Linked DNA regions of Mus musculus: all the other regions are linked to region 6. Evidence: chromatin loops called from intact Hi-C (ENCODE). Cell type or tissue: left cerebral cortex. All regions are shown on one strand.

Region 1 (4,000 bases), 210 kb before region 6:
CTAGAATGAGCATCCCAGAAAATATAGTTAACCCTGTTATATGAGTTTCTTAGGATGCCAGAACAAGTTGCCAAACCACAAAAGCTTAAAACAATGGAAACTTACCACTGCATGATTCAGGAAGCTGAATGTAAGAGTGTAGGCAGGGAAATCTCTTTCTAAATGTTTTGTGGGTGGACCCCCTACCTGCCTCTTGAGAGCTTCTGGGCTGAAGCAGGCCTTGGTCTTTCTAAGCTTAGAGTAGCTGTTCTCCAGGTTCTCTCTCTGTCTTATGGCTTTACCCTGTGCCTTAGAATCTGTGCCTCCTCTCTCAGTGCCTAAGTCTCTGTACCTCCTCTCCCAGTGTTTAGAACAATAGCTTTGTTGGATAAGGGCTTCAGAAATCTTGCATGACATAATTTTTAACTCCTTACATCTATAGGAATGATACTTCTAAGTAAATTCACTTCCTGAGCATTCAGAAACTATGAATTCCGGGAGGTGGGAGAGCAGGTCAGTACGATGTAGTTAATTTCCCTTATCTCCCTACCTTATCCTGAATGTGGTGAAACATTCAGAAGTCCTGGAAACATGCACACACAACAGATGAATGTCAAGGTTTACATCAGAGCGGGAAATAGTGGCATTCGTCTATAATCTCATTGCCAAGAATGCTGAGACTAGAGGATTGTGAATTCTAGGGCAGACTAAATAATACAGCGAGACTTTGTCTCAAACAAACAAACAAACAAACAAAAAAGCCAAACAAATCATGAAACAAAACACAATGGCATCATAGAATGACTTGGAGGTTCACTTTTAATCCTATCTATGAAAATCTAAAGCAACGATTTAACATGGTTGCTAGACTAAAGGATGAGCAATGATCAAATGATGGTTATTGTCACAGGCTTGACTACACTCCATGAGACATGTCACAGCAAAAGGTCCTCAGGCTTGGATGGAATAGAGTGAAACTTGATTTAGAATCCAGTTTGGCAATTGTCCCTAGAAAAATCATACATAGGTAAATACGTGTTAACTTTGACTCATTTAATTATCATATGTGTCAAATGGAGTAGCATTTGCAAAAGGCACCTAGCCCAGCAAACCTGTCATAGTCTGTCCCCTCCTTTCCTTCCTTCCTTCCTTCCTTCCTTCCTTCCTTCCTTCCTTCCTTCCTTCCTTCCTTCCTTCCTCCCTCCCTCCCTCCCTCCCCCCCTCCCTCCCTCCCTTCCTTCCTTCCTTCCTTCCTTCCTTCCTGAGTCACTTTCTGAAGAATCTGTGTGCTTCAGAGTAGTTTCTCCCTTTAGAAAACACAGGTTCACATCCATTCAGCCCAAGCCAATCATCAACAGACTTGCTTTTTCTATGAGTATCGTAAGGCCAAGGTGGAGGACTTCCTGTCTTCTCACTTTCTTAAAGAATTCCCTCTCTTTCTTAAAGAATACACACTCATTAGAATAGAAAAAAAAAACAAATCAGAAAGCCTAGCTTTAACATAGCTTTGACTAGCATGTGTTAGCTTCTACGACAGCCAGCATATACTATATTATATTAACCATATGGAAGGCCTCTGCCTTTCATAATATAGACACTGGGGACCAGTTTAAGGAGGTAGTCTCTTTATATCTGGTTGGATGAGCATGTGTTTACAATAGATCATCTGCTCTGAGCTGTAGCATTTAACTGCTTTAAACTCTAGCTTCTTCCCATCTCTCTGTATCTTATTTTTCAGCATGTTCTAGAAGGCTCGGATCTGTTTTGCACAGAACTTCTCTGCCACCGACAAGCTATGGAGTGGGAGGCTGGAGCAGACCATGTAAATAAATCTGGTAAGCAGTGCTTAAAATTAGAGAGTGGCAACTGTGACTTTTTCTTCTTTATGGCTTCCCCTGGGCATTAATTAAATGCAGCATTTTCAAACATTTTTCTCTTGCAGAGTTATTTCCTCCTATGTATTAAAATATTCAGGCTATGAATGCAATAGCCAGGGATATTAAATTCTAACGACTGTTTCTGAAATAGCAGGGATTTGCTCATATCTTGCCTGTTATAGACACTGGTAAAATTAAGATATTTTCCCATTAACATGCAGATGAGTGAAGTCTGAGATTGCTTTGTTTGTGGCAGAGGCTCCTTTTCCCTGGTGGAGAGTTAAAATTAGGGCATGCTGCTAATACCTTTGGAAGATGTCTTTTTCTCTTCCACTCTACTACCTGCCTATCTGCCATCTCTCTGTGAATCTGTCACTTGTTATCTCTCACTTCCCCTCCTTTCTCCTCCCCTCCATCTGCCCTCCTCTTTCCTTCCTCAATCCCCTTATTCCTCTTGCCTTCCCTCTTCTCCATTCACCTTGTATGTAAACATTATTTTATGATTTTGTAATTTATCTGTCTAGTATGTATGAAAATAGTAGCAAAATCTAAAAATAATCTAAGTCAAATTCATATCAGATGCAAAAAAAACCCCTTCATTTGTTACTCTAATATTTTCTTCATAAAGACATTGTTATAGGTAATGTCACTTCATTTTCTCTGTGTATTGAAAGTAAAGCCAGTTTTAAGCATGTTGTTCAATATTCATCCTGTAAATATATTTTATGCAAACAAATTTTATGTTTGAAAGCTAACATCTTTATAAATATAATTTGTAAGTGTTTATTTATTCTTTAAAGCACAGAGGCAAGCAGCAACAATAGCAGCAACAACAACAGCAACAAGAACAACAGCAACCACAGGAACAACAAAAACAGCAACAACAGCAACAAGAACAACAAAAACAACAGCGACAACAAAAACAGCAACAACAACAAGGGCCCCTACTTTTTATGAGTATTTAAAACCCCCCTTTAAAACACCTTACATAGCATAGGAGTGATTTCTCTTTGGTTTCAGCTATTTGTCTAGTCATTTGTCATATTGCAAACAAACATCAATAAATAGACTTATTGACTATCTTCCATGGGTAGAATCTCTAGCTTGCTGGAGAGTGTTCTCACAAGCTACCAAAGTATCATTTTCTCTTATCATGGATTTTATGTGTGAGATATGTGCCCATGATCAGAACATGTAAACACTTAAGAAGCTTTAAAAAGGCCAGAGAAGATCTAGCAAGAATGGACTTGCTAGAGAGAAAGTGAGAGTAAGAGCAAGAGAGGGAGAGCAGGAAAAAAGAGCAAGCTTCCTTCTACTATGTCCTTTATATAGGCTACAAGCAGATGGTGTTGCCTGGATTAAAGTGGATCTTATCACCTCAAAAGATCTGGATTAAAGGTGTATCTTTGTACCTCAAAGACCTGGATTTGAGTGAGTCTCCCTACTTAAAATGATCCATTTAAGAAAAATAAATTCTTTATAAGTGTGCCTAGCTGTTTCTGTTGTAGTTAATTCCAGTTGTCAAGTTGATAACCAAGAGTAGCCATCACGAAAGGCAATACATAAAGTATATTGAGTTTCTAGTTTTCCATATTCATGGTTATAGCATTTTGACCTATGCTATTGGGCAAAACAGACCATTCATTAATACAGGAGGGCAGAACAGATTCTCAATAAGAATTAGTTAAGGTGATGTGTTTGAATGACATTCATTAAGCCAGATCATGTAGACAATTAGACTCTTCTACTTAATAGAAGAAAGTCTTCGCTATGCCAGAAGCCTCAACAGAATGAAAAGGCCCAGTTTCTCAGTTCCTTGTTGCATGTATATAAGTGGGCTAAAATAGCTAAATAGCAACATTTTGCTTTTGTAGTACTTGAACTTCTTTAACATGTTATTTATTTATTTATTTATTTATATTCACTTTATATTCCAATCACTACTCCCCTTCTTGTCATCCCCCTTCACAATCCTTTTCCCATTTCCCCTTTTTGTTCTCCTCTGAGTGGCTGGGGACACACCTGGGTATCCCCCGACCCTGGCACCCTAAGTCTCAAGAGGCTAGGTGCCTCCTCTCTATCTGAAGCCAGACATGGCAGTCCTGCTAGAATAACATATCTCACAAATAAGCAACAGCTTTTTA
Region 2 (4,000 bases), 340 kb before region 6:
TTCAGTGTGATGTAACAGCTGTCTCTTGTTTAGTAGAGGAAATGTCTGAGAGGAAAAACAGTTCCCGAGTTATCCTGTCTACAGACAGCTCTTCCACTATCATTTCCTCATTAGCTGAGAAGCGTGGCAGCATGACTTTGTCGGGAAAGAACAACGATGCTCTTTTCCTGCGACCAGGGAATTTAGAGCTGGGGAAGACGCTTCTTCAAGGCTACCAGGTTTGTTTTAAATTCATAAAATAACCCATTCCCTAAAAGAAGAATGGTAGAATGTCAAAGCTGTTCAGTAAAACACAACTATTTAAACCAAGTGTCAGGTGGGTAGTTAGTTACTCTGGAGACTTTTCTCCCAAAAGAATTTGGAATACACTAACACTAGGTATGAAAAAAGTAAATAAACAAAGAATGAGAAATATATCTTTCATCACGTTTACATGCAGATAAAATCAACTTAAGCACAGAACATGGATAATTTGTAAATGTCAATTTCTTTAAAAAGTGAATCTAAATTTTATGAATTTAAAAATTTGTCACATAGCTTGTGTGTACTACCCCTAGATTAAAATGGCCAAATGTTGACTACAGTCATCATAGAACCAAAGCTGAGCCAATTAGGATTTACCAGTCTTCTTTCTTTCTTCATACAACTGTCTCAGCATGGTAGTAAAGGTTCTTCATCCCAGCTAAGAAGGTAGGGGCATATGGAACTCTGTGAGTTCAAGATCTGCCTGTGTCTACACAGTGAGTTCCAGGACAGACAGGGCTACCTAGTGAAACTCTATCTCAAAAGACAAAAAACAAAATAAAACAACAACAAAAAAATTCAAAGATTGTGTTTTGTGAGAGATTCCCAATAAATTAACACAGCCAAAATTGAGGAGTTATTGTTTAAATTTATTTGAGAGGCTACTAGTAAGATATTAATTTTACTATCATTACTTCTGTTATTATTTCTATGGATAAAACATGCTTGTTATTTCACTTGACATGTTTTCTGGTTCCACAGGAAGATGCAGACAATGGAGTACAGATACATAATACCCCACTGTATATCTACAACATATTCTCTATCCATTCACCTGGCTGGTTCTACATCCAGGTTATGACATGTATGCACCTTTCCTTACTCTGGTTTCATTTCCTTTGAAGAGATGCTCCAAAGTGAGATAGCTGGGTCATATAGCAGTCCTATATTGAGTTTTATTTGTAAAGAACTTCTATATTATTCTCTATAATTGTCATACTATAATTCACATTGGTGTTAATCTGACCAAGAATTAATATTCAGCATGTAAAAGAAACCCCTACTCCCCAAATAACCCTTAAACCTACATAACAATTAAAAATGGGAAAATGTTCTGGGCAGAAACTTCATAACAGGAAAGAGGAAATACAAATAATAATTTTCTTCCTAGCTCGTGAGTAACAGACAGATTAATTAAATTATCCATGTTAACACAGCTAATTAGCAGAGAAGCAAGGAGTCTAACCTCTGTGAGGTCACCGGAACCCTCTGGTGCGCACCATTTTTGGAGAGTTACTGACCCAGAGTGTATGCTTTCAGCAAGATGGCACCAGGGATATTCATTAGAACGTCGATCAAATTTGATTGAGCCATTGCCTTACTTTCACACCCTCAGCCCCCTCCCCCCCAGGCCCATAATTTAATTTGCATTTTGCAATTGTATTTGTCATTGAGTCTAATTAAAATTTTTCCAAGATTTCTCACATTTGCCAATTTTGAGAAATGCTTTGGCATTTTCAATGAGACACTTTCAAAACAGCTTTTAATAGAAGAAAAAGGGAATGCTTTTTAGCATGTACTGACTGAGAAATACTGGAAGGGAGAGAGCATTTCTTTTAGTCCAACCATGAATCAGGCACAGAGCTGCAGCCAGGTCTTTCAGACTATCTGAGACACTGACTCACGTGTGATATCATGACTTGAGCTCTTCCATCGTTTAACCAAATTGTGTGGCCCTCAAAGGTCAACATGATGAAATCACTCATTCAGAAACTCCTTGTCAAGAACCCACAGCATTACGCAATTCAGTTATTTTGTATAGGTATCTAAAGAAGAGTTGAAAGTAGGAGTTGCTTGATCATAACATTGATTTTTTTCTCTAAGTCAGTTTTGGGGTAGGGATGATTATCTGTTTACTTTCATTTCGTATGGAACAATTGGATAAAGAACTGGGATTGACATAAACCATTGAAGGTCAGTGAGAAGAAAGCAGTGGGTAAATAAATATAATACATACCATTAAGTATTTAGAAACATTGTCTTTATCAACTACCGTAACAGGAAACAGTGTTCTTGTCTGCAGCCAGCTCAGGATATGTTTGTGTCACAGCCACAGAGACTGTGAAGGTATTGACAACTGCTGTCATCTCTCTGGGCCAGACTGTGGCTATTTTGTTATGTATGTCTCTCTTTTGGTCTAATACTCTGTTCTATTGTTTTCATTTCAATTAATATACATATACATACATACACATACATATATATACATATAATATATAAATGTATATTTATATATGATGATTCAAGGTGATATTTGAAACAATGAAGTTCAACCTTTTCTCTAGTCACACACCCTTTCCGACCTCTGTCAATATTCTACATACAGCTTTACAAGTTTTACTTTTCAAATGTGGGGAGAATGTACAGAAATATGTACAGAGAATGTACATATTTCTGTGTCGGACTAACCACGCAACATATTATCCTATAGATCTATCCATGTTGCTCCAAATGGCAGGCTTTCCTTCTTTGTAGATGAAAAATATTCTATTGAGTAAATACACACCAAGTCCTTTGTATCTATTCAAAATTCTGCTGGTTGGCACACTGATTCCATATCTTATTGGCATATCTCTTGATCTTGTTGTTTCTTCTCCATAGGGCTGTTTCACAAGCCTCATCAATAGGGATGCAGTCAGGGAACAGATGGTGGCGCATCCCACTTTACTCCCACTTCTTGAGGTTTTTTTTTAAGGCTCCAGTTAGCACTCACGTTTCACTGGAGTTTAAAAGTGGGAGGAGGACTAAGCTGATGATAAAGCACAGAAGAATTTATTCACCCGCTTCAGCCTCCACAGTGCCTTGATTCTGAAGACCAGAAAGAAGTCACAGATAGGAAATGAAATCTCATTTTTCATGCATCTTAAGTGTCAACCCTTGTAGCAGCAAGGACAGGGAGAGATGGTGTAGTAGAAAGGGCAGGGAGAGAAGGGCCTCAGTGAGTCAGTTCGTTTTCACAAATTTCTAAATTAAAAACATTTCCTCAACCCCAGGGCATACTCACCTGTTCCTCTTGGGAAAATATAATCTTGGCTTGTCTATTGTCTCACCTTCCACTGCTGACCTTGGAGACTCCAGATGCTATTATATATATAATTCTGGCTGCCCATCTACTACTTCTGGTGCAGCTAGGATCCAAGGAAGCCCTGCACCAATGACTCCTGGATGCTGTGTACTGTTTGTGACACCTGCAGGGACATCCTACAAAACTTCCTTGACCTGACTTCTCATCCCAGCGCTGAGATCAAGTGCATGCATTTAACTCAGGGGAAGCTACTAAGCAGCTTTGGGCCTTTGGGCATTATTGTGGCACTGATATTTATCCAAAGCCTAGTCTTCTATCACTTGCCTGAAATTTAGATACTCAATAGTTAATGCTTTTAGTATTCCATTAGCCATAAGTAGCACACGCATGTCCACACACACATACACACCATGCTATCATGCTTCATTTGATAAATGAAAAAAAAAAACCCCAAAATTTAGCAAATAGTTAACTAAGTCAATGATTAGTTTTAAAGAGTGCTGGGAACGCATGTAATAGAAGACAACGGAAAACCTAGGGCAACAGTGTTAATCAGAGAGGAGTCTACAAATATGCAGTGAGCAATTGTCACCCAAGCCTCCACAAAGAACCTTGCGTTTTATCACTTTTTGCTGTCACCATAGCTGTCAATTTCAAAAGTCCACAAAGTAG
Region 3 (4,000 bases), 170 kb before region 6:
TTAAAGCCTACACATCCCACTCCAAGAGGCTCTGCATGGTTTTCATAAGGTGCAATTTCTCTTTAATTAACACCAAGAGCTACCTGCACTTTAGAATTGATTCATGATTAATCAGTCATATTTTCTAAAAGGCATTCATTTTGATTAGATGGTAGGAAAATTAGCCTGGGATAATTCTTATTTCATTAGATGTGCTCTCTCCTTGTGTTGCCGAAGCTCACTATTTTGGATCCCTAAAGCGATTCCCACTTCGGTTCATATTACTTTTCTTTAATGAAAATTAATACTTTTTTCCCCACTGCCTACTGCTGAGCTAATTTTATTGCAGATGATGTTTGTCGGTTTCCTTCTATTTTTATCCCACTGGAGAGTGACTCATTGTCTTTCATTTAAAAGCACCGTGTTTTCATTATGTTCCAGAGAAGCCTGTGCAGATGGGTAAGAAGCACCCTTTGAAATCCACATCCTGGTGCCAAGACGTGGCTAACGTTTTACAGGCTTGTCAACTCCAAATTCCTCTTCCTGTTGGATAGGAAGTCTATGCTGTGGATTCTAATGCTAAGTAATTGGACACTTATTAAATTGTATTTAGGGGTTGGCATCATTAGAGTTGAAGAGTCTGGGATTCTGTTTCCATGACCTGTGTGTGGTGCTTTTGCGCTGAGCTTTCGTTAGCATCATTAAATACAAATCTAATTATAATATAAGCGATCTGATTGCCGTAATGGAGACTGGGGCATAATTTTCTTTGTAAATTGATGAGCTATATAAATCAGCCATCCAAAGGGATACCCAGGAACAGACCCGAGAACACACTGAGATGTTGCCATTAAAGTTCATCTTTTTTTCTTTTCAAAATTATTTGGAATTCAGATTATGTTTATATTCAATGTCCTTTTCTATAAAAATGTTTTTGATAGTCTTGTAAATTCCTAAAAAAATTAATCAAACAAAAAACAAAGAAAAATTCCTAAAAAAAATTAATCAAACAAACAAACAAACAAAAAACTTTGCTGAGGTGTTGATACAAATTTTTATAAAATTTTGTACCATTATGTGAGGAATTTCATCTGTGATTATTAAACTTTTACATTAACTTATGTAGGTGGCTTTGTGGTGATAAGCATTTGTAGAAGTGATAATTATTTGATTTAAAACAAAATGTTATCATCAGTGGGTGTGTATGCATGCAACCTCTCTCTCTCTCTCTCTCTCTCTCTCACTCTCTCTCTCTCTCTTTCTCTCTCTCTCCCTTCCTCTTTCACAGACACACACACAGACAGACACAGACAGACACACAGACATACACACACAGACACAAAGGCACACACAGACACACACAGACACACACAGACACACACACACACACAGAGACACACACAGACACACACACACACCCCTCATTTGATTAATTGTAGATCTTAGACTAAAGGGTAAAGCCTCCCAGAGAAGTAAACATTTTGCTTTAGGCCTGGCTTACAGAAATCATCCCTGAATTTCTATTTGCATGTTTGTCTCATGGACAGCCAGTTCAAGGAGGCATGTCTACTCTGCTGGAATTCCTGCCCTCACTTCAATAGGGGCCAACTCCTTACACTGCTGCAGTTTAAAGAAGTTCTTTTAACATGAATAAATTATCACATTTGTCCGTGCTCCTGTCTTATCTTTTAGTATCTTTGACTCCATCTGGGGCCTGCAGCCCTCTGCTTGTTGTTGTTGGGGCTGTGTATCTAGTGTTGAGAGTGTTGATCCAACCCTCTCGCTATGGATACATTCTGTGGGCACTCTGTATCTTAGCTTGGCTAAGAATCTGTAGCTTGTAGGTGGCTTGGAATTAGAGCTGAGTCATTCTGCAGATTCTGGGTGTGGGATCTGTTTTGCTGCAGAAAAGCATAGTGGTGCCTTTGTGCTGGATCAGGTAGGTATAGTGTTGGGTTTCCAATTCACAAAGGCGCATTTTGGTCCATGCCTTCACATCAGGGCAGAGGCTATGTGGCTGTGCAGTCAATAGGGTCTCCCTTCTGTAAGTGTCATAGGTAATTTCTTCCTTGGCAATAGAATTTGACCTCGTAGGTGACTCTTGATAACTCATTTCAGAGTCTGTAGCTGTATCTCTTTTATAGAGCATACAGCTAGCTGTAGATCACTTCTGTAGATGAACTAGAGTGACCTTTGTCCCATCCGGTAAAAACCCTGATCAACGTAAGTCAGTGTTAGATGATACTTACAATATATTTGGACTCTACATACTTTGGGGAATATTTCTCAGAAGTGCAAAGAGAAAGGGAAAAAGGAGAACTTCTTTTCTTTTCCTTTTTTTTTTTAAACATGGGCAGAAATGACATGAATTAAATGTGCTGTTTTTACTTACTCTATATGCTAACACAGTGATATGACATTTTGTGTCAAAGGAAGTCAAAAGAAAGCAGCCCGGGGAAGAGCTAAATGACCACACTAGTCATATGCACATGTGTGCGAACCTTTACATATGTGTATGCAAGCATAACAATAACAGTTAAAGAAGAGACCAGAGATTTGGGAGGTGGGTACAGGAGTGGTCAAGGGACAGAGGGAGAGGGTCAGAGTGATCTAGCAACAGAGGTCATGTATGAAGGTTCTAACATAAATTATTAAATTAAAATAGAAAACCATCACAAGTGAAAAGTTTTCACTCGTTTTAGTTGATAAAATGAGTTTTAAACTGGGCACAGCAATTTCCTACGTGCCTAAGAGATTGGGGTAAATAGTATAGTCTGGAAACAAATGCAGACCCCAAACGGAGGAAAACATTAAAAATTAAGTGCTTCAGTCACAGGCGGACCATGAGCCTGTAGCCCAGACTTGTGGGCATGCTTCAGAGGTCGCAGTTCTCTCTCCAACAGCTTCAGAGTGAACCCCAGAAAGAGACTGCGGCTGCTCATATTGATGGTTTCAGGAAGCAAGCTCCAGATCACTAACAGAGGTTTGCAATGGTGCATTTGACAAGGGCTTCACACGTTTCTGCTGTCTGTGTCAGCGTTCTCCAGTGGCCACTAGCGTACGTACGGCATATTTGTTACATGTTACCAGTTCTCTGCATACTGCCACATTTTTTTTTAGGATATTATCGACATATCTTTGGTGTCTGGAAGATTCTCCTTTGCACCATCCGCTTCAGTCTTTGAAGAAATTCTACTCAAGTGTTGCTTCCGTCGGGGGTTACAAGCATAGCATGGTCTTCAGTGCTTTCTAATTCTTTGTTTGTGACTGAACACTGAAGTGTGTATTTCATGTTGTCTTCCCTTTATGCAGCAGGTTATATTTCATTCAGTCACTTTATCTTTCGAAAAAAGCTATTGGTGTTGTCTTCATTACCTTTCTACTGATGTAAAGAGGCTCCTTGATCAAGGGAGCAGCTAGAACAAAGTTTATTGAGAGCTTGTTTACGGTTTCAGAGGGTGAGCCCAGCACTCTTGTGGCGCGGAGCATGACAGTAGGCAGGCATACAGGCATGTGCTGGGACAGTAGCTGGGAGGCCGGGTGTTGAGACAATAACCACCAGGGCAGGTGTTGTGGAGAGAATGCAAGCAAGATACCAGGGAAGGGCATGGGCAAAACAAACAAACAAACAAACAAACAAACAAACAAAAAACAAAAACCCAGAGTCTATGCCTAGTGACACCACGAAGCTATATCTTCTCATCCGACTCCAGCAGTTCCACCAACTGGGGACCAAACATCCAAATGTATGAGCGTGGGAGGGCCATTATCACTCAAAGGAGCACAGGTGTGATGCTTCAGAGACGGTGCTCACACTCACACCGGTTTTCCACGTTTTCTTAATTTGAGAGTTTATATGTATACTGGTTATTTTCATTCATTCTTTGGTTTTGAATTTATTAGTTTGGATCCAGACTTAGTATTTCGATGTCTACTGATAATTTATTGTTTTCATAATTATAATGTCTTATACTTTATTCAGCTCAGTTTATTACTATCAATTCATTTCAAACTATTTTAT
Region 4 (4,000 bases), 260 kb before region 6:
GATATTCCACAATAAACTGAATTTTAAACACTATCTATGTATAATTTTTATGAGACTCTTGCCTGTTAGAACGAGTAGGTCTCTGACATCTGTGGATCGAGCTAGAAAAAAAAATCATTGAGTGTGAAGTAACTGACACCCCAACAGATAAATAAGGCATACTATCCCTTATCTGTTGATGTTAACCCCTTTATTGGGATGCTATAATCTGCATAACAATGGAGGTTAGGTATAAAATAAAGGATGGGGGTGAGGGCGCAGTTTTCCAAAAAGGAAGAAATTGAATATGTAGTAATGGAGAATAATTGGAGCAGACTGAAACAGGAGAATTAAATACAGTTGTTGAGGGGAAATGGAGCTAAGAGAGGGAATAGAGGGGGAGGTAATTAACATTAAGGGGCACTAAGGGTCACATGGAAACCTACTTCTATAAAAGTTTTTAAAATATATACATATATGAGAGGAATTGGTAAGCAGCATCTAACATGGAAGAAATATGTCATTTCCTCCTTTTCCTCGCAAACATGTCCAGTTATCAAAAACTCAAAATAAGTTCTCTTCATAAAAATATAAAAACATTTATACCCACTGTCACTACATTTTCTTCTCTGAACTGCAATGAGAAGTTCAATTTTATAGAGTCCTTCCTATGCCTCATGAGAGAAGGAATCACTCTGGAAAGCAGGTGAAGGGATACCCGGCATAAGCGGCACATGCTGCTGTGCCCCCACACTCCTCTGATCTTCTAAGAGCGTGCCATATACTAACTCATCTAGCAACTTCAGCACAACTGTGAGGAAGTTATTTCCATCCTACCAATAGGTGAAGTGTTCAGACATAGAAAGTTTAAGAGGTTGTTTCAGCTCATAGAATTTCTACCATGCACACTTGATATCAGAACGAATGCCAGTTTTTACCACAAAGGATATGTCTCTATTCTGTCTGTCTATCTGTCTGTCTAATTGTGTGCATGTGCACATGGTGTGTGTGTGTGTGTGTGTGTGTGTGTGTGAGAGAGAGAGAGAGAGAGAGAGAGAGAGAGAGAGAGAGAGAGAGAGAGAGGTGCTTTGGGATGTGGATGAGCCCAAGCCATGATGTGGGTGTAGAGATCAGAGGAAACTGTTAGTAGCTGGTTCTCTCTTTTCACCATGTAAATTCCAGGAATCAACCTCAGGTTTTCAGGCTTGTGCAATGAGTACTTTCACCCATTGGACCATTTTGCAGGCCATTTGTACATTAATGCAGGACAGTTATTCTTGAAAAACAACAATAAAAGACCGAGTTTTGTCTGGCTTCTTCAACTGACTCACTGGAGGTAATTTCTATTCTGTAACCCAAATCAAGGAAACCCATGAATAATTTCTTTCTATCCACATCATAGTTATGAACATTGAAATGATGCTACCAACAGAGAAAATTCTGGACACCTATGGATGAAATACTTTTGACTGTTTAGCTGATTATGAGTCTGTACATACATAGGGTCTGAAATAACTCCAGTCAGAGGAAAATTACCATAGACCATTAATACATTTCCTACAATTCACAAGAACACAAATATTAAAAATATAAGGTAGAAACTGACTGAAAAAGATGCTCAACATTAAGTTATGTCCTCTGCATGTACATGTACATGTGTGTTAACATTTCACCTCCAAACCCATGCATGCACACACACACACACACACACACACACACACACACACACACACACACAGAGAGAGAGAGAGAGAGAGAGAGAGAGAGATGTACACTCACACAGAAAATAAAAGCAAATCTGGAACTCTGTATCATGAAATATTCACAGTCAAATAAGCAATATTTAATCCCTGGATCATGTAAGAGGAAGAAAATATTTCCTCCATGTATAGAAATAGAGACAGAAGTGAAGATGTGATGCCTTTGGCAGACAAGAACATGAGAGCATGAGAACTTACATCACAAATATGCTCCATCTGCTAAGGTAGAGGAGAGGCAAAAAGAGAAGTGAAGAATACAAATCACCTTTTTAAAAACTAAAAACAACAAACCAAACCAATCCAAACAAACAAACCAATGCAACCAACCCCCCACCCAACTAACCCATCAACCATCTACCCAACCAACCAACCACCCAACCAACCAAACAAGCCAACCAGGGTCTGAAATAAAGTGTAACTGGATTGAATTGACGGCTATTAGTGCAGAAAGAGAAAACAGTTTTGAATGTGTTTTACATTCATGACAGGCTGGAGTGAAACTCAGAGGGAAAGCATATACAGGGCCATGGGCTAAGTCTCTTGCAACACCTTCTCTCTGCTCTCAAATAAAAAGGACAGAGAAAAACAAATGTAAAACCTAATGGTCAGACCTCCATCACCTTCTGGGGAGAAAAAAAAAACCCTCATAAAAATACTCTAGGCTTTTGAGAAGAAGTGGGAAGAGTGGGACTTTCAACAAACAATTTTTAAATTTGATGAAAGGGACAAATCTACTGATGTGATGTGAGGCTCAGAGAGTTTCAAGCATAAGCAATACACAGGCAAGAATATCAACATCAATTTCCTGACCAGTAATTAAAAAAAATCTTAAAAGCAGTGAGAGAGAGAGAGAGTTAAAATTATTATAGATGAGTACAAATAAGGCCAAGAGAGGATTATGTGCAGGCAGGTAAGCCAGAAAATAAGGGTGGCAACTCATTACAATCATGGGAAAAATCTTTAGATATAAGCATGAAAAAATCTTCCCCAAATTAAGAGGGAAGAAGGAGAATCTTGAAATTTTTTGAAAGAGTTGCAAGTATAATTTTTAAATAATATTTCCATTATCTAGACATTGAAATGAATTATTGTGTCATAAGGAATCTGATACCAGATGGAAACTTAGTTCCATAAAAAAATAAATATAGAACTCTAAAAGTAGTTAAAATGAGATGAACTTGAAAGTTATTTCATGGTTTCCTGTGCTTCCAAGGATAGAAGATGTTAAAGGCAAAAACAGGAGCTACGCATTTGGGGGTTACAGAATACGAAAAAGCAAAATTTATAACTATAAAGAGAATAACAAATGCAAATTAAAACCACACTGTGACACTTTCACACCCACTGGAATGGCTAAAATTGAAAGTACTGTCTTAATCCAGCAAAGATAAAGGAACACATCAAGATAGCTGTACAGCCCTGTGTGACTCTGTTACATAAGATGGTGGCACCCACAGACAGTAGAGATAGATTTTATCTCACTTACTATGAGAATAACCTTGGGAAATTGGAACAGAAAGCATGAGATTTCTCATCAGTAGAATGAGGGTAAAATAGAACGTATGTGGTGCTGGAGAGTTGGCTCAGTGTTCAAGAGTACTTGCTGAGCAATCATAAGTATCTGAGTTCAGATCCTAGCACCCACATAAAAAGCTGGGTATGGTCACAAATGCCTGTAATGATAGTGTGGAGGAAAGCAGAAGCAGGAAGATTCTTGGGAATTGATAGCAATCAATCCAGGCTCACTGAGAGACTCTGTCTCAATGAAGGAGGTCAAGAGTGATCTGGTAGGTACCCAATTGCCCTGCTGGCTCTGTACCATGCCTTCAGATGTGCATACATACACATATGGGCACACTATACATCCCTCCCTACCTACCTACATACACACACATACACACTATACCCACACACATATGTATATAAAGAAGAACTTTCTAGATGCACATATGATATTATGTTAATTATATTCATTATCAACTGAGGAAGTTTAAATTACAACTTCCTGATAATATATATATATATATATATATATATATATATATATATACACATATACACACACACACACACACACATATATATATATATATATATATATATATATATATATATTCATTTTTTCACAAGTTTTCTGATCCTAATGTTGCTCTTAAACAATCTTTACTGAGTCAGTAACGTATTCTATTATGGGAACAGTAAAATTCATTTCTCTATGTTTATTGACATCTTCTAAGACATATATGTGTGTGTGTGTGTAT
Region 5 (4,000 bases), 380 kb after region 6:
TTTTACATTGAGCACAACGAATATGATTTGATTGTCTCAAAATCCACTTAGCAGTATCCACACACTGCCTTCTGCCTCAGCTGACCCAGATAAAAAGCAAACAAAATACTCCCTGAAGGGACAACTCCCAAAATCGTGAACTTTAGCTTCCTATAATGCAAGCATAATCTCAGGGAAACCCAAAATTCTATCCTTAACTATAAAAGGATGCCAAGACCCGGGTAACTCGATCAAACCTTTGAAAGACTTCGTGTAGGAATCCATCTTTAGAGTATGCCCCTTTGGATAGTGGTTCGATTGTTCAAGCCACATTGCCTGTGGATTGCTCTTGTACTACAGTGCAGACTCCCCCCTGCTGTAGAGTCATGTAGACTTGGCTCTTAGATGTCCGTTTTGTATAGAGATTGAAAGAACCGTAGGTTTCTGCGGGGGGGGGGGGGGGGGTAGTAGTCTAGAATGGATGTATCACTCTTAGTTACAAACCAGATACCCCATTACATTATGGCCTTAAGTTTCAAAAATAATCACTGCCTCAAGGAAGTAGGTTACCTCATTACACCGAGCCTGCTTGGGTATCTGGATTGTAACGAATACATTAAAAATTAAAGTTTGTGAGAAGGGGCTTGGTAAAGCATAGCGATGATTGTATATGCCTGTGAAATCTATGTTCAAAACTCCACTTCATGCCAAGCCATCTCTATATACCTGCGTGGCAAGTCTCTCTGCAGCCTCAGAAATTCTTTACCAAATTGTATGTGTTTTGTTTTAAACAGAGAAATGAAAGAGGTCTCATTTCAGAGATCTGTTGCCAGGAGCCAGGAGATTGAAGCTGACAGCATCAAAGGGAAAACTGGCTGATGGCCCAAAGTGCATGAAAGCACACCATAGTTAAACCTTATGGAGAAAATGTGACTTTAATATCACACATGGTTTTTAACCATCATAAATCATACTTTGCCTTAGTCACTGGGTCTAAAAGTCCCTATTTATTAAAACAAATTTTAAAATACATGTTTCTCATGAAAATGAGAAGGAATGAAGAAAAGCAAAAAAGCAAAGTAATACCCGTGACTTCCAAATATTGTAAGCTTGTGATTTTAAGTCATTCTCCACCCCCTCTGTTACTCACTCTCTTTCTCCTCCCCTGTTTCCCCCTCTGTCTGTGTTTGTGTGTGTGTGTGTGTGTGTGTGTGTGTGTGTGTGTGTGTGCGTGTGTGTGTGGGAGGGGGGTGTTTGTTCCTAAGGCAAGAATGCATAACATATGTATAATATACTAAAGTTATAAGCTGACATATTCTGGGTGAAAATACCTTCTTTTTATAACCAATAATTCATCTCACCTGTGAATCAAAAATTTCACATTCATTTAAACAGGTCCTCTAAATAGGAACATACAAAGCCTTGTAGAAAATCAATAAGAATACAATTATAGGTAAAACAAGAATTATAAATACCCCAACTTGTTACATAAAGAATAATCAAACAAATTACACACATTTTCACCTCTACTTCTGACACCCAGCACAAGAGTGGTTTGAAGTTTATGAACTTCTAATAGAACCAGGTCAACAGATACAGCAAGGAAAATGTCTCAGTAACATGCTTCTTATACTTGCTGTTCAATGTCTGCCACCAGAGCATCTTCGGTCTCATCCAAAGTGCTCTGGGATGATAGTTGATGATAAAGGGACAGGAGCTTGATTATGGAAAAAATGTATGATACTATTAATGTGTCTGGCAAGCAAATTAAAATTTAAAATAAAGGGACTCTTCGAAAGCAGCTTTCATTTTAACCTATTTGAAATTCAAGGGCAGTCATGAACTCAAAATTGACTGGATTTCATCCTTAAAGAACATGAACTTGCTGAATCATAGTGCTTTATCCCCATGGAATATAAACAACCTTATCAAACATTACATTCTGCTGGTAAATTGTAATTGTACATAGTCTATAACATTTTATCAGGCATTTTTGAAATGTGATTGCTACTCTAGTAGCAAATCTATGTTCAAAACTTAGGTAAACATCTGACATTCACACAGCTAGAAACATTTCCTACTAAAACTAACATAATTACATTAATATGATCTTCCATGAAGCTTTTCAATGCACTACATTAAGTAGTAGATATTCTTTTCACCACAGAATGCTGTCTAAGTATAATGACTTTAAACTGAATGGAGTAAATGGTTATACAGTAAATAGAAAAATACTGATGTTTGTTTTTTTATAAGCATAAAGATCACCCATTAAAGCCACAAAGCTTCGTGTTTCTTGAATACTTAAATTTATCAATAACAAAATCAATTTTGAATATTACAAAGAAATTGAATAGAACAATAGGTTCTAAGGACCTAGTTGCTGTTTTCTGCCCTCTGCTGTTCACTCCTGGAAACTCTGTAGCTCTTAAGCAGCCTTTCAGATACAAGAAAATTCACAAAAAGTAAAAATCAATATTATCTTTCTCATTGATTGTTTCAGTGGTTGGTTGCTGCTGTTGTTTTTATTGAAATATATTTATATTGAAATATAATTTGTAGGATGATAACAGTTAGATATATATTTTCTCATTCTTAGTCCACCTTTATTTCAATTATAATTTCTTTTAATTTTTAAAGTAAACTTTCACAAACTAACAAATTTAAGTGTTTGTCAAATCTTCAATTATTTTATATTCATATTTTATAATTAAAATACTTATCATAGAGAAATTTTGTCAGGCATGGAGAATGGAGTGGAGGTAATTTTGAACAGACTTGAAACAAACTTCTGGAAGCATATCTAGTCAAAACTGTACTATTCACTCAGTTGTTACAGTTTGTACTGATAAAGTCTGACAAAGCAGAAGTCATCATAACCCCGAAAGGCTTTATTGAAACCCATCAAAAGATGGGAGATGGCCAAAGAAACAGAACAACGTTCCAGTGTTCTAATCATGAGACCCTATTTTCTAAGACACCAGAAAAAAAAAAAAAAGAAGAGTTGTAAAGATCTAAATATATAAAGAGAAATGGATTTTGAGATTCTCAATTAAGAAAAATATAGCTAAACATTAAGATTGAGACAATATTGTTCATACTGTTGTTTTTCAGAATTTTAAATTATTGACTCAGCATGTCAAATTCAAAGCCCAAGGACACATATCTAAAACTACTAATCATAAGCATTATAAATGTGTATGTATAGATATATGTAGGTGTATGTCTGTATATACATATGATATTTAAAGTATAGAATCCTAAAATAGAAAAACAGTATCCACTTTATGTTTGAAGGATTTAATAACATCAAATTCAATTATAGCATCTATAGATAGCAAGTGACTACGGTATTTATCTATTATGCCTGGTGCTATAAATTACGAGATTAAGATGATATAATGAAGCTGGACAGTGGTGGCGCATGCCTTTAATCCCAGCACTTGGGAGGCAGAGGCAGGCAGATTTCTGAGTTCGAGGCCAGCCTGCTCTCCAGAGTGAGTTCCAGGACAGCCAGAGCTACACAGAGAAACCCTGTCTTGAAAAACAAAACAAAACAAAACAAAAAACCAAATCAAAACAAAACAACAACAACAAAAAATGTGATGAGAAAATGACAAATTCAGATTTTGTGCAAATTATCAGTGAAAGTTAAGGATGGTCATTGTGATGGACTATCTTGGGTTTGAAGGTAACACACACAGGAAGAAGGAACGTCAATCAAGCAGTTACCTTCATTAGACTAATCTCTGGGTATGTATATGGGAGCATTTCCTTAATTGTTGATTGATAGAGGAGGTACAAGGACACTGTGAGCACTGCAGTATCTGGGCTGGTGGGCTCAGAAAGGTTGCTGAGAAGCCAGCAAACAAACCCAGTGAGTCATGTTTCTCTGCCATTTTTTACTTCAAGCACCTGCCTTGAAATCCTCTCATGGCTTTCTTCAATGATGGATCATAACCTATAAACTGAAATAAGCCCTTTCCTCTCCAAGTGGATTTTGTTTATTACAGCAACAGAA
Region 6 (4,000 bases):
AAAAAAAAAGAGTGAGTGCTGCTCTCCTAAAGGATATGAATTTGGTTTTCAATGTGTACATCGGGCAGCTTACAACTGCCTATACATTTAATCTCAGGGAACCCATAATCCTCCTGTGTTCTCCATCGAAAAGCACACACACACACACACACACACACACACACACACACACACAAATACAAACTAAATCTTAAAAGCTATGATCTATATAATTACATGTAAAATTGTGTTGTGACTGTTATAGCACAATTTCTTTTGAGTGAACATTACAAAATGCTGTATTTATTTTATTGTTTTTCTATGGATTTGAGGAAAACTCACTGTTCTAAGATCTTAGAGACAGATTTTACTACCATATGGAATGTAGAATTGCTATCCAAATATGATTGAAGATCTATTAGCAATACAATTCTGTTGTTTATTTCTTAAAAGTGAAATACTTCATAATGAAGATATCCAGTCATATATATTTTGAAGAGTGAAAATATTTTTTCTTTTGATTAGTAAGAATATAATGAAGTCAGGCTCACTAAAATCTCAGTAATAAAAATAATCTCTATTTTTTTTAAAAAATCAATTAAGACAAATGAAATAATTTTGTGAAAATAAATGAATAAATGGTATCTTAAGTAATATGTATACTTCTAAAGTTTTCCAATATCATTTTGATTAAGCATTTGAGTTTTGCAGTTCAGCAGAGTCCCCAGGGAGGCAACGCTTTACTGAGCTCTGCTTTCAGCTGTATGCAAAAGGAAAAGGAGGCTTATGGGGGAGCGACCTTTTATTGTACATAGATGTTGGCAAAAATAGAAAGCGGAGGATAGAAAATTACTAGTTAGGTAGTGTACATTCTGTTTGTGAAAAAGGCATGCTTTCACATAAATGCCAGCAAAAACTCTCCTTTTGCTATATAGTCTACCATAGTCTCAGCATATTTTACCATGTTCTTTAAGAAAGAGAGAGAAAAAGTATATAAATTGTGTATAAAATATGAATATGGTCCAGTCTCTGAATTTTTTTTAAATTGCACTTTGATATGAACAAATTATGTTTACAGAAATGTAGATATTGAGAACTACCTGACTGACCACATTTTTAAGTTCAGATTTCTTCATAAAATGTTTCTTTGTGTTATGACTTATTATGATATTTAATTATACTACAAAGTAGGCATATATGTTACATAAGTATATAATAAGTAATATCTATTACAATGGCCAAGTACTTTTATAATGTGAGCTATCAAGTAGACATCCAGTAAATAATTAGCGTTACTGACCTTGGGATGTTAAAAATGTTTTATCTGTATCCTGTAAATTAAGCCAATCTGGTAAAACCAGACCACTACCTACCACGGACCAGCCAGCTTGTGTGTTTTGTGCAGATACCATCTTTCAAAGGTGATAAGCACAGAGACCCACAGCTACTGTGGGTGCAGAGAGTGATGTTGTAAGATTGCTCACTCCCTCCACTCTGTTCAATAATCATTTAAGGACGTGGGAACAGAAAGCATGTATGAGACTGAAGTGATAGAGGAGTACTAGAAGATAGGATCTTCCATGCACAAAGCAAGGCAGCTACACATGTGAACTCATAGTGCTTACGAGAGGACGCACAACATCTATGCAAGCTCAAGACAGACCAAACATCGCTATTGAAAATGAAAACTTGGATGCATAGTCCTATTCCTAGCTGAGGAAATATTGGCAACTGATAGTTGCAGGGAGAGGATGAGTCAGTTTTCTTTAAGAATAAAATCCCTGGTAAGTTGATCATGTCTCATTTGCCTGAAAACCTGTGGGCTGCACTAATTGGACTCTGTAGGTTTTATAAAAAGATGGTATATACTTGGGTGAGTAGGGAAGGTGATACTTCTTAAAAAAAAAAAAAACTTGGGAGGGATGAATATGATCAAAACACATTGTACAGAATTCTGAAAGAACTAATAAAGGATAAAAAAATAGCTTTTATTTTTGCTTTCTCCTTTTCTGTTTACATAATGACTCACAAATGAATGGTGATTCCAGATTTATCTTTAAATTAAGAATTAGTCTCATATTCATGCAAGATTTTAAATATAAACACACATATACACAGAGAGAGGGTGGGGGAGTGGGAGAGAGGGAGAGGGAGAGGGAGAGGGAGAGGGAGAGGGAGAGGGAGAGGGAGAGGGAGAGGGAGAGGGAGAGGGAGAGGGAGAGGGAGAGGGAGAGGGAGAGAACTGAGACAATTTCTTCTTAAGAAAAATGCCGCCTACCTTCACAAGCACTCAAATGGCTCAACCAAAGGGAAAGGAAGCATAAGTACTTCCACGCAGACTGGCTGTTAGGGAAATCATTTTATTTTAAGATTTGAAAGTGTGCTTTCCTCCTATGTGCCCTGCCTTAGTACATTGAATTAAAGCTTCAAGTACTAAACTCAGAGTACAAAGGATATCACAGTTAGTGGGAAGGAACCATATGAAGCTCAAGAAGTTGCACAGAAACAGCTAAATCACTAAGAAATACCTAGCCAAGGCTTCAGACTCCCACTCTCAGCTGAGGAAAGCTGACAAACAGAGAGATGATGATCACAAGATTCTTGAAGGAAGAAGCGTTTTTCTCTCTCACATTACAAGGGGAATATTTAGTCGTCGCAAAAAATCCAAGCCAGGTTGCCTAAAAATAAATAACATGCAATATAATTGGGGTCTCTAAAACCAAGAGGTACATACACATATTTAATTTCTCTTTGCCAATGAGCTTATAGTGCACACTGCCTTTTATTATTTTGACTAAGAGTTGAAAAGAGTGGGAGAAAGCCATGGGCTGAAGAAAGCTGCATGAAACTGTCCATATGCTCGCCTTTGGCCCAGAAAGGTTGCTAAATCCCCAAGGGTTAAGTGGTAGTGAAAACCAACAGGACATGAGATGTCTCACTGGTGTCCTGCCCAGGAGCAGTACACAGTGAGAGATGCTGTGGTCATCTGCCAAGTGCATAAGCTGCGACAGGAGAGCTCAAGCAAGCGTGAGTTTCTCATATTAATGAACTGTGCTATAAATTCCTTGCAGTTCACACCGAAAGAACTCATTTGTGATCTGATACCTGGCATACACAGGGCACAGAGAGCCATGCAGGTTAGACAGGGTTACACTAGATGTGCTGCAGCTCCTGACACTCACTTGTCCCTTTTAATGTCCCCTATCCTCCTGTTCTGTCTCAAAAATGGCATAAGAAATTTATTTCTTATACATGTTAAGTTTCAATGGAAACTTGTACCTGGATTTTGAGGTTGCCATATATACTTTTTAGACATATTTTTAAAATAAACAATTCATTTCTTTAGGTTATCAGTTTCAAAAATATGGAACCTTGTATAGAAGTAGCATGGGGCAATAGACATGTATACAAATTCAACAATTGATGCAGACCCAGAGACTTTTGTTTTAAAAGGAGACACCATTACTGATTTTATGACCAGATGTTACCTCACAGTTAGAGCTAGCTGCCTGTTAGGCCTGACATACATTATGTGGTGTGTGTGTGTATGTGTATCATCTATCCATATGGATAAACACATCACATATTGTATATTCTGTTATTATTCAGAGAGGAAAGAAATAAAAGTCAATGCTTTGATAATATTAACTAAAAGTACTTTCCTGCCCAAATTATAGAAAATGTTGAAATTATAATGCTTGAAAAATAAAATCCTTTTATGTTGATGAATGTACTTTGACTATCTTAATTGAATCATACCTCATTCAATATATTTGCATATTAGTTCCATCACTCAGGTACCAATTAGTCTCTGTCTGGCAAACTGTCTCAAATTTAATAGTAGTTATCAAGAAATATGCATATGTAAATAACACAAGATCTGACACAAGATAGGTATTACACCAGTAAAAGATAACTTGAAAAATATAAGTAAGTTAAGTATATATTTATATTAAGTATACAATTGTGTTTATCTATTTTAAGTAATATTTTCATTTTTATTTCTGTGTACATGTGTGTA
Region 7 (4,000 bases), 120 kb after region 6:
TCTTGGGAACTCTAGTTTGTATTCAGGTTTTTCTCACTGGATCCATCATTTTGTTTTCAAGTCTAGAATCAATAGACCAGCAGGCAAACAAGTCTAGCTGCAGTGTCTCCATACAACCATCCATCTGCCTTGGCTGCAGACTAAAAAGGAAAAAAAAAAATCCCCACACCCTGCTGATTAGCCCGAATTTAAATACAGGAATTCTTATTCCAAAGGGTCCTAGGCAGCTTCACTCCATTTGAGCATATTTGTCTATTCTGTTAATACTCTCCTCCAAATTGTCTATGTTTAATTAGCTAATTTCCATCACTATTCAAGTACATTGTATCACTGCCCTGAATATACTCCTATTTCCATGGAATTCTTTTTCGCTCATTGCCTAATTCATTGCTTGCTTTGCAGCAAATGTCTTGTGACAACATCTGGGTTTTGTTGTTGTTTGTTTGTTTACAGGCTCCTTCTATTCTTTACCCAAGTGAAATACGACTTTCAATCTCTTGATTCGGTTCTGTTTACTGTACTGTTGCTCACTTCCTCCTTATCTGTGCACCAGCAGGATTTCATACAATGGATTACATTCAGTTTCCTGACTGTTTTCCTCATACATCTTCCAGAGTACCTTTGCCTCTGTCCTTTATTGACCTTCTCCTATTTCAGTTTGCTTGGTCTTTCCACTCTTCCTTACGTCTTAAATTTTTATATGTCAGATGAAGCCAAGACATGGTCTTAATAGCTCCCACAGAGAAATTCATCCCGTGCTCTGTCACTTATGTCCTATGGTTTTATTGATCATCTACTTCTGAAAAATCAAACTAGACCTACATTTAGTACTGAACCTAAAAGTGAAGCTACCAACTTTTAAATTTTTTCTAGATATCTAAATAGTATTCAAAATTACAAATATACAAACAAAGTTAACTTCTAGCTATCTGTACATTCCAAAGCCTATAATTCCAACACTTGGGAAGCTGAGGCAAGGGGATTGCCAATTTGAGGTTAGCCTAGGCTACATAGCAAAGATATTCTCAAACTCCCACTCTCCAAAACAAACAAAAAGCCAATCTCTCTGTTTAGTTCATGTTCTTCACCAAGTTGTTTTTCACTTCATCTTTCCTATCCTACTTCGCCTCACCATTTACCAAAACAGAATGAATGGAGATATCCTAATTCTGTTTCCTTCCATATGACAGCCAACATTATGATATGAAAAGGTAAGAATACAGAACAACATACACTATATTTCAGAGCCTCTCATGGCGTTATCCATTGACTCATTATCCATTGAAAGGAAAGTGTAATCCACTGTATGAAATCCTGCTGGTGCACAGATGAGGAGGATGTGAGTAACAGTACAGTAAATGGAACTGAATCAAGATACAGTCAATCTTATTTCACTTGGGTAAAGAATAGGAGGAGCATTATCACACTCTTCCCCTGGTAAGCATACAGGTCCTCCTGATACTTCTTACAGATATCTGTTCATACATACCAACAATTGTTTATTCATGAGCAATCACTATGTACCTGGGTCTCGGCCATCACTACCTATTGATCTTACTGGTCTTCCTTGCTCCTTTTTACTCAGTCACCTTTCCTTCCTTCATGAAACAATGCCACTGATGAACCAGAATTTAAGTCCAAGGATACATGGGTAATATGAAGATTTTGACTTCCTCTAGTCATTTAGGTACAGGTCTTTGGAGGATTCTACATATATTTCAACGTTCATGGAAGAGCCCTTTAACATGTGAGCAGTTCTAAAACACAGTAGGTGTGTATGCTAATTTTTAATCAGAGATACTAATTTGTATCCTTTTTTTCTTTCTTTTATTTCTTTGTATGCTCTACTTTCTGAGAGATTTATGTCAATTTTTTTTTCTTTCTCTTTCACTAACTTGTCTATTTTTTCCTTTTCTTCCTGCTTGTATTTCTTTCCCCCCTCTGCATTGATAGTATCCAGTGCAAGGGAGGTACACTGAAATTAACTGCATTATCTGAGAGTTGGTCTTTAAGAGTGTCTCAATCAGATGAGGTTATAGAAAATGTCTGGGGCTGGAGAGATGGCTCAGCAGTTAAGAGCACTCACTGCTCTTCTAGAGGTCCTGAGTTCAATTCCCAGCAACAACATGTTGGCTCAAAACTGTCTGTAATGGGATCTGATGCTCTCTTCTGGTGCATCTGAAGACAAGTTCAGTGTAGTGTACTCATATAAATAAATAAATCTTAAAGAAGAAAATGTCTGTAAGCTTTTGTACATGATGATATGGGCCAAGTTTGTTGATGCCTTTATAGATTACAGTGTTTTCAAATTAGCATCTCCCAACTGTCCATGGCAACTTTTCAAAGTGTTTATACAAGTATAGGTTCTACTTTAATAGATCAGTGCCTTGTGGTAAGACAGTGAAAATGTAGCTACAAAATAGTTTAATTTAAAACATATAGAGAAAAATACAGGTAGAATAATCACTTCCAAAAGGACAGAGTGTAGCCATATTTTTTTCTGCTGCCAGAGAAATGAATCACTTTGAGAATTTTCACCTCCCACATTTTTCATGTACTGCTAAAGAAAGATACAACTTCCTGGCAAAGCTATGTAATTTTTTTATAGAGCAACCTTTCAAACACTAAAAGAATTATCTCTGTACTCTACACTGTATAATTATACCACCTGTGTAATGTATCATCTTTGAGCCCAAATCAAATACAATTTGCAAGTATATCAACCCTTCCCAGCACCAGAGATACATGTGTCACAGGATAGTGCTGCTGTTCTGTGTCAGTCACCAGATGTTCTATAGCATCATCCATTAAATATTCCATCTTTTAAAATGCTGTGGCAGGGGTGGCAAGGAATATTGCTACAAAATCCATTCCATTGATTTGCTAAAAGAAAACTTCAAATTAAGCAAAAGAAAGGATATAATGGCCATGGGATCTGGCTGTAATCCTGCAGTGTGAACACACCAACAAACTCACCAGGAAGTCCTACAGTGCCTGTTTTGTGGCTTCCAGGGGCAGGCAACTGGTTTACCTGGATGATCACATTTGACCAATAGAACTGAAGTTATGTACTTCCTATGATCATTTGAAACTGCTTACTGGAAAACCACAACAAGGAAGTTCCCTGTGAAGTCGGGCAAATGCTTTTTGGTTAATCAGCTGCTTAATCAAGTGATTTTCAAATCTCACACATTATCTGCTTTCTTTACAAGCTGTTCTTCAGAGGTTATTCCTAATGCTGTGGTTAGCTAGAATGCTTTTTTGAAAAATGTGTCTTCTTGCTTGTTTTCCCAATAGAAATGGAAGTCCATCGACCTATCTTCAAGGATTTGTTTTAAAATACATGCTAAGTTATTTTTATCTGTAATACCATGGTGCCCATCATATATCATATTTGAACTATAGAGTAAGTGCATTCTAGCTAAAATCGGATCCATTCTAGGTTGTTAAATAATACTATCATGGTTATTAGTTTAAGTTTCTCAAAATAAATTCTAAATCCTTATGATAAGGATGTCCTATTACTTATGAAATCCTCACATGAAATTTGAACCTCAGAAGCAGGTAAGGGTATGACATTTACTAGGTGAGAACTTGACATTTTGATGTTTTCAGAACATTTGAACAACTAATGTACTAATTACAAATAAACTACACTACTTAAATATTATTTTTTCTGATTTACACATTTATTTTTGTACAAAATGAATTTCTTGAGATAGGCAGAGCTTCAGTATCTAGGGATTGTGGGTGGGTTTTAAGAACTAGCTGGGACACGTAAGTAGGAATATCTGCTAGTGGAATACAAGTCATTATAATTCAATAATTATACATGTTTGTGAATGTTTAACAAACTATAAAGCTACTGAAATCAAAGATTCATAATTCTGCTAATGGTAAATATAGGAGGAGCCATTAGCCAACTTCAAGGGAATATATAGGCAGAACAGCAAGTATGACATATACATATCAAAGGACCACAGAGAATTATATTTGCTTG

What was found. Hi-C counts contacts between places; a loop is a spot of excess contacts. Peaks named below come from ENCODE experiments on the same cell type or tissue, not always from the same donor. Only the 100,000 strongest peaks of a DNase experiment are listed, where the experiment ranks them.
Region 1: it touches region 6 in a loop (8-fold over the local background); 2 of 42 quality-filtered maps call a loop at or near these places.
Region 2: it touches region 6 in a loop (5-fold over the local background); 4 of 42 quality-filtered maps call a loop at or near these places.
Region 3: it touches region 6 in a loop (8-fold over the local background); 3 of 42 quality-filtered maps call a loop at or near these places.
Region 4: a loop joins it to region 6, with 13 times the contacts of the local background. A loop is called at or near these places in 2 of 42 quality-filtered maps.
Region 5: a loop joins it to region 6, with 7 times the contacts of the local background. A loop is called at or near these places in 3 of 42 quality-filtered maps.
Region 7: a loop joins it to region 6, with 13 times the contacts of the local background. A loop is called at or near these places in 4 of 42 quality-filtered maps.

What each region holds. Positions count from the first base shown.
Region 1 is chr3:80,209,744-80,213,743 of GRCm38, forward strand. No RefSeq gene overlaps it. Among named protein-coding and RNA genes, the nearest start is that of Gm36569, 320 kb to the left of the region's middle. In left cerebral cortex, a CTCF peak has its summit at 2,121; DNase peaks (open chromatin) are centred at 191 and 1,772; H3K27ac peaks cover 2,979 bases.
Region 2 is chr3:80,081,380-80,085,379 of GRCm38, forward strand. No RefSeq gene overlaps it. Among named protein-coding and RNA genes, the nearest start is that of Gm36569, 200 kb to the left of the region's middle. In left cerebral cortex, no CTCF peak of the experiment used is centred here; DNase peaks (open chromatin) are centred at 1,924, 2,993 and 3,379; H3K27ac peaks cover 3,288 bases.
Region 3 is chr3:80,248,365-80,252,364 of GRCm38, forward strand. No RefSeq gene overlaps it. Among named protein-coding and RNA genes, the nearest start is that of Gm36569, 360 kb to the left of the region's middle. In left cerebral cortex, no CTCF peak of the experiment used is centred here; DNase peaks (open chromatin) are centred at 410 and 1,815; H3K27ac peaks cover 2,104 bases.
Region 4 is chr3:80,157,485-80,161,484 of GRCm38, forward strand. No RefSeq gene overlaps it. Among named protein-coding and RNA genes, the nearest start is that of Gm36569, 270 kb to the left of the region's middle. In left cerebral cortex, no CTCF peak of the experiment used is centred here; DNase peaks (open chromatin) are centred at 729, 2,075 and 3,148; H3K27ac peaks cover 2,325 bases.
Region 5 is chr3:80,803,167-80,807,166 of GRCm38, forward strand. It overlaps a transcript of Gria2 not described here. Among named protein-coding and RNA genes, the nearest start is that of Gria2, 2.5 kb to the left of the region's middle. In left cerebral cortex, a CTCF peak has its summit at 2,385 (motif pointing left); a DNase peak (open chromatin) is centred at 2,374; H3K4me3 peaks cover 322 bases; H3K27ac peaks cover 903 bases.
Region 6 is chr3:80,419,896-80,423,895 of GRCm38, forward strand. No RefSeq gene overlaps it. Among named protein-coding and RNA genes, the nearest start is that of Gria2, 380 kb to the right of the region's middle. In left cerebral cortex, no CTCF peak of the experiment used is centred here; DNase peaks (open chromatin) are centred at 1,645, 2,374 and 2,430; H3K27ac peaks cover 2,616 bases.
Region 7 is chr3:80,543,822-80,547,821 of GRCm38, forward strand. No RefSeq gene overlaps it. Among named protein-coding and RNA genes, the nearest start is that of Gria2, 260 kb to the right of the region's middle. In left cerebral cortex, CTCF peaks have their summits at 2,211 and 2,414; a DNase peak (open chromatin) is centred at 2,541; H3K27ac peaks cover 3,249 bases.